2 separate regions of the Homo sapiens genome follow, and region 1 is linked to region 2. The links are chromatin contacts, found by Hi-C or POLR2A ChIA-PET in ENCODE. All regions are on one chromosome and are shown on one strand. Each heading gives the region's core, a stretch centred on a gene start or an enhancer-like site at or near the end of the contact. The rest is flanking DNA. Distances are from core to core; before and after follow the strand shown. Region 1 overlaps LOC101929174 (a long non-coding RNA gene). Region 2 overlaps LOC101929174 (a long non-coding RNA gene).

Region 1 (2,700 bases), core at 99-2,598, 37 kb after region 2:
AGAAATTGCTGCCCTCTGTCTCAGAACCAGGCTGTGGAGAGACGAGAAAGAGCAATGAGTTGGGGACAGGATTCCAGAGAAAGACCTGCAGGACTTGATGGCAGATAAGAACAGATGAGCAAATGTGGAGTCATGTGATGGTCACAGAACAGGCTGTGCAGAAACACAATTTTGGAAGAAAGAGAGGGAGTGCTTTTGAGTCATTTTTAGTTTCTGCGGCAGCAGGATTTCCAACTGGTATAAAGATAGTCAGGAATGAACAGAAACAGTGAAGGGCCTGAGTGTGTCATGAGAACAGGATATCAGGACTGGTTTGCTGTCAGCCGGAAACAACTTGGCTGTCCCTGCTGAGGAGGGACCCAGGGCATAGGGGGGAGTGAATTTTGCAACTCTTTCCAGCCCATGTTTCACCATATTCAATATCTGCCTTATGTTTGGGCTAAGTGAGCAAATGTTTTTGTGGTATAATTTTGAGGCTTCCCTTAAACTTCTCTTCTTGGTCATATAAATAAGAAGAATCTAAAATTCTCCAAGTCAAGAGCAAATCTTCTCCTTCGTTACAGTGAGTGTAGGGATTCAAATTCAAACTGAGCCATATGTGATTGATCTCAGCCTTCCTGCTAGCAAGATTTGATAGACATGAAGGAGATGGGATGTCGGTACGGGTAAGAGAATCCTAATACAAGATGGAGAGGGAAAACAGAAAGGAAGTGTTCTGGAGACAGTAAGGCTTTGCAGTAAGTGCAAAGAGCCTGCGTCCAGAAGTCTGAGGCACCTCTGACACTTGCCTCCTGGGGTGATGCCCAGATAGGATCATAGCATCATTTATTTGAAGAGCTCTCTGAATTATGTTGCTTGGAGAAGTCAAATCTGGACTAGTCTAAGGGGCTAGACTACCTTAAAAATAAGATTCTTTCCATTTTCATAGTCAGACTCTATGGACAAGGAGGACTTAAAACAACAAATATTTGAAGCTTTTGCAGAAAATTAGAGGAACCCTACAAAAGTGAGTTTTCCATAATGAGATAACAGAGGATTTAAGCTGAACTAGCATAGAAGACCCTAGGTTAAAGTCACAAGAATGTACTATTTTTCAGTGAGGCCTGTTCTAAGTTTCAAAGGGCCATTCCTGCACTAGTTCATTACTAAAATATATTTGGCATTTGGGAGGGTGTGTTTTTACTCAAAGGACAGTTATTTATTAGGTGAAAAGCCCCAAAGCACAGGAAATATGAGATAGCAGTAGGTAGTAGGGATAGGGGGCCAGGGCTGCTCTTGACCCCAAAGTCTTCAGAATGAGTGCTAGGAAGTAGCCTGTCATGGGCCTCCAGGAACCTGAAAACTGGAGGAACCACTTTTCTGAGAAGTCTTACTCAGCAGACATACCACCCACAGTTTCCTCTTCGCAGCTTCTCCAACTAAGACAAGAACAGCTGTCTTAATTCTTCCTCTCTCCCCCCATCAGTGAGGCTCAGAAAAGCCAGTAATTTGGCTTTATTCTTCAGAGGGCAGCTCTCTCCCAGTGGTAAACACTCTAATACTCTCCAGGGGACTTTTTTTTTTTTCTTTTTGTTTATTGACTTTCTAAAAAATATTTCTTACCTTTAACAGATTTTTTTAGAGTAGAACAGTTGACGATGAGACAGAATGAGGTTTTCTTTATCATTTTAATGCTGGTTAAGCCTATTGGGATATGCAATAAACATTTATGTTATTGTTGTTGCTGTTGTTGTTAATAATTTGTTTGGGTTACACTTCTATCAGCTAGTTTTTTTGTTTGTAGTGGCTGAAATTGTCCTGGGTTAGGGGATGTGGGTGGAGTAGAAAAGTCAAAAAGGTGGGATAGGATTTCTGTATTAATTACTAGGTAAAATTGTGTGTGTGTGTGTGTGTGTGTGTGTGTGTCTGTGTGTAAGACCTTGACTTAGGAAAGGTAAGTATCTTTCTAATTGTAAAAAACAGAGCAGATAATTTGATGAACAATTTTAAAATTGACTTTTTCCTTTTTTTTTTTTTTTAACAGACTAGACCAAGCAGTAAAAACTGAATTTTAATTATCTACTGGAAATTCCTCCAGAATAAAGGGTCTGGTTCAGTTTCTATATTGACTCTATGGGTTCCAGTCTGTGAAATGCCAAGGGTTGGACTGACTAGAAGTCTCCAGATTACCTCTCTCTTCTTTCCACCCCTACTGCTTCTTGCCTACCATATGCCATAGTGCCGGCCGGCAAAATGTACCTGTTTAATTCTCTAGGTTAGAAAAAATTCCCTAGATTTTTCTCCTTGTCTTTCTATGTCCAAATGCTACCTACTTTTTAAAACAAAGACAACAGGCCAGGCATGGTGGCTCACGCCTGTAATCCTAACACTTTGGGAGGCCAAGTCGGATGGATAACTTGAAGCCATGAGTTTAAGACCAGCATGGCCAACATGGTGAAACCCGTCTCTACTAAAAATACAAAAATTAGCTGCGCGTGGTGGTGCACTCCTGTAATCCCAACTACTTGGGAGGCTGAGGCAGGAGAATCACTTGAACCCGGGAGGCGGAAGTTGCAGTGAGCCGATATCGCACCACTGGACTGCAGCCTGGACAACAGAGTGAGGCTGTCTCAAACAATAAATAAATAAATAAATAAATAAAATAAATTAAAACAAAACAAAACACAGACAACATACCTCCTTCATCATGAAGCCTCCTTT
Region 2 (2,700 bases), core at 149-2,648:
AGGGATGCACCACCATGCCTGGCTAATTTTTGTATTTTTAGTAGAGATAGGGTTTCACCATGTTGGCCAGGCTGATCTCCAACTCGTGACCTCAGGTGATCCACTGGCCTCAGCCTCCCAAAGTGCTGGGATTACAGGTGTGAGCCACTACGCCAGGCCCCAAACCTTGAATTCTATAGTAATCCCTTATTTGTTCATGATATATTTTCCTTTCTTAAAATACATTTCTGATTTGACTTGCTCATTTTTTTAAATTATTAATATTAATCTTTTTTTAAGAGTATCTTGTTTTGCTGCTAGAACAATGCTGGCCTCAAAAAATAAATGAGATGTGTTATCTGATATACTAATTTCAGAGTTTCAGGATAAATATGAAGAAAAACTCTAGCTCTTCACGGTCAAATGATTAAGAAAACAAAGGTAAAGGGAAAATCTTGAAGTCAATCAAAGAGAAAAGAAACAATTTCTACCAGGAAGCAGATATGAAATAGCAGACTTGGCTTCTGAAACGAGGCCAGACAGAAGACAATAAAGTTGCTTATTTGACATATGGAAAGCAAACACAGAAACAGCAACTCACCACCTACAATGATGCCCTGTGAAAACATCTTGCAAATAAGAAAGCAATGTGCTTCTCAGACGACAAAAACTGAGATAAATTATTGCCAGCCAATTTGCATGAAAAGAGATGTTACAGCAAGATCTGGCAAACTGAGCATGATATCAGATGAACTTCTGAAGGAAAACACACAGACACACTCATGTACATGCATAGACACACTCATGCACATGCATAGACACACAAAGGCATTTGGACACAGTAATAATGTGGGTAAATATAACAGACTTTAGTTTTTTATATGTCTTTAAAATATAATTGCCTTTAAAATATAATTTACAATGTGGGTGTATAGAACAGATTTAATATTTGTAAATATCTTTAATATATAATTGAAATCTCTTTAAAATAAATTTGTCCTGCTGCTTAGGTTTCTCTGAAGCTTCAGGAACTCTGGTTTATTATCTTTCATTATATTTGAAAAAGTCTTGGCCTTTATCTCTTCAAATATTTCTTCTGCTTCATTCTTTCTTCTCCTCCTGAGATTCCAAGTATGTGTATATTAAATGATTTTGTCTGGTTTCGCAACTCTTCCATGCTTCTGTTTGCCTTTTAGCTCTTTTTTTCCTCTTTGTGTTTTAATTATCTTCAAGTTATTGCTGCTTTCCATTTCTCTGACTATTCTGCTGAAAAGCCTGTTGAAGTAATTCTTCATTTCTGATATTGTGTTTTTATTTTCAGCATTTCCATTTGATTCTTTTTAAACTTTCCTCCTTCCTTCTGAATATCTCCCATCTTTTCATGCATGGATTCACCTTTTCCACTACCCGATTCCTTCAGCGTATTAGTCATTGTTATTTTAAGCTCCCTGTCTGACTGTCAACCTCTGAGGTGTCTCCATGTCTGCTTCTCTTCATTTCTTTTCTTTCTTGAGCATATGTCCTTTTACTTGCTTTATGTGTTCCATAATGTTTAGATAAATGTCAGACATTGTTAGTAAAAGGAAGAAATTGAAACTAGATGAATAAAACTGAGACGAGGTGACTAAAATTTATGCCTGGAAGTTTTCAGTTTTTTCTTCTATCAGGCAATTTGAAGGGAAGGGTTGAGTAAATCTAGTCTGTTGCTGAGCTGGTTTTGGGCTTTTCGGTTGCTAGGTTCCTTCTGTGTACCACAGACTTCAAATTCCTTTAGTGCAAACCACCACTATCTTGTGCTTAATGCATGGCCCAGAGTGCTAGAGGCTTTCTCCTAGAATTCCTGTTCCACCGTTGGCTTTCTGTAGGCCTGCACTCCTAAACCACATTGGTGGTTTCTCTCTGTGCCCTTGCCCTTCCCTTAGTGATAGGCTGGTGATGTTTGTTACTGAGAGTAAGGCGGGAGCAGAATTTTCTTGGCTCTCCTGCTGCAGCCTCAAACTTACATAGTCCCTGTCCTAGTCCCTGTCCACAGAAGCCTCAGCATTCCTTTCTATTCCCAAGTGGCAGCCAATCCCCACCTTATACTCATGCAGGGCCTAGAGTACAAAATGGGCTTCTCCAAGTGCTCCTCCTCCACCCACACACCTAGCCAGGCGCAGCATCCCATGTCACTAATGCAGCTCTTTCAGGTCTCTGTCCCCGTCCCCACCTTTCTCATGAACACGTGATGGATGCACATGGAAAACAACTAGTGAGGCCAGGTGCAGTGGCTCATGCCTGTAATTCCAGCACTTTGGGAGGCTGAGGCAGGTGGATCACCTGAGGTCAGAAGTTCCAGACCAGCCTGACCAACATGGAGAAAGTCGGTCTCTACTGAAAATACAAAATTAGCCTGGCATGGTGGCACATGCCTCTAATCCCAGCTGCTTGGGAGGCTGAGGTGGAAGAATTGCTTGAACCGAGGAGGTGGAGGTTACAGTGGGCCCAGATTGTGCCATTGCACTCCAGTCTGGGCAACAAGAGCAAAATTCTGTCTCAAAAAACAAAAAACAAAAAACAAAAACAAAAACAAAAAAAACAAACTAGTGAGGGCTACTCTGGGCACACTGCCTGTGGGGTATCCCTGCTCTGCAAGGGGCAGTGAAACAAACAAACCAGTGAGAAAGAATGGGCTTCCCATGTATCTAGGACTCCCAGGGTATTAAATTCACACTGATCTAC

The links. A loop is a pair of places that touch in the nucleus more often than their neighbours do. ChIA-PET counts read pairs that join two places held with the same protein, here RNA polymerase II (POLR2A). Pooled maps may share reads with other maps.
Region 1: a loop to region 2 is called in a map of PC-9, with 4 times the contacts of the local background. The contact joins two enhancer-like sites. A Hi-C loop is called at or near these places in 2 of 168 maps with a recorded cell type or tissue (K562 and PC-9), 4 of 37 single-sample maps with no recorded cell type and 3 of 50 pooled maps. POLR2A ChIA-PET finds 5 or more read pairs at or near these places in 7 of 52 experiments (CD4-positive, alpha-beta memory T cell, GM12878, MCF 10A and 4 more).

The regions. Positions count from the first base shown.
Region 1 is chr11:88,420,368-88,423,067 of GRCh38, forward strand. The region is part of intron 2 of LOC101929174 (a long non-coding RNA gene); the gene reads left to right. Among named protein-coding and RNA genes, the nearest start is that of GRM5-AS1, 83 kb to the right of the region's middle. RefSeq lists a cis regulatory region at 1,171-1,546. Within about 2 kb of position 1,349, at least 12 of the 41 ENCODE cell types and tissues checked have a DNase peak (open chromatin) inside an H3K27ac peak, as active enhancers do; they include GM12878 and PC-9, where a contact is called at or near this core.
Region 2 is chr11:88,383,058-88,385,757 of GRCh38, forward strand. The region is part of intron 2 of LOC101929174 (a long non-coding RNA gene); the gene reads left to right. Among named protein-coding and RNA genes, the nearest start is that of CTSC, 47 kb to the left of the region's middle. Within about 2 kb of position 1,399, at least 4 of the 41 ENCODE cell types and tissues checked have a DNase peak (open chromatin) inside an H3K27ac peak, as active enhancers do; they include GM12878 and PC-9, where a contact is called at or near this core.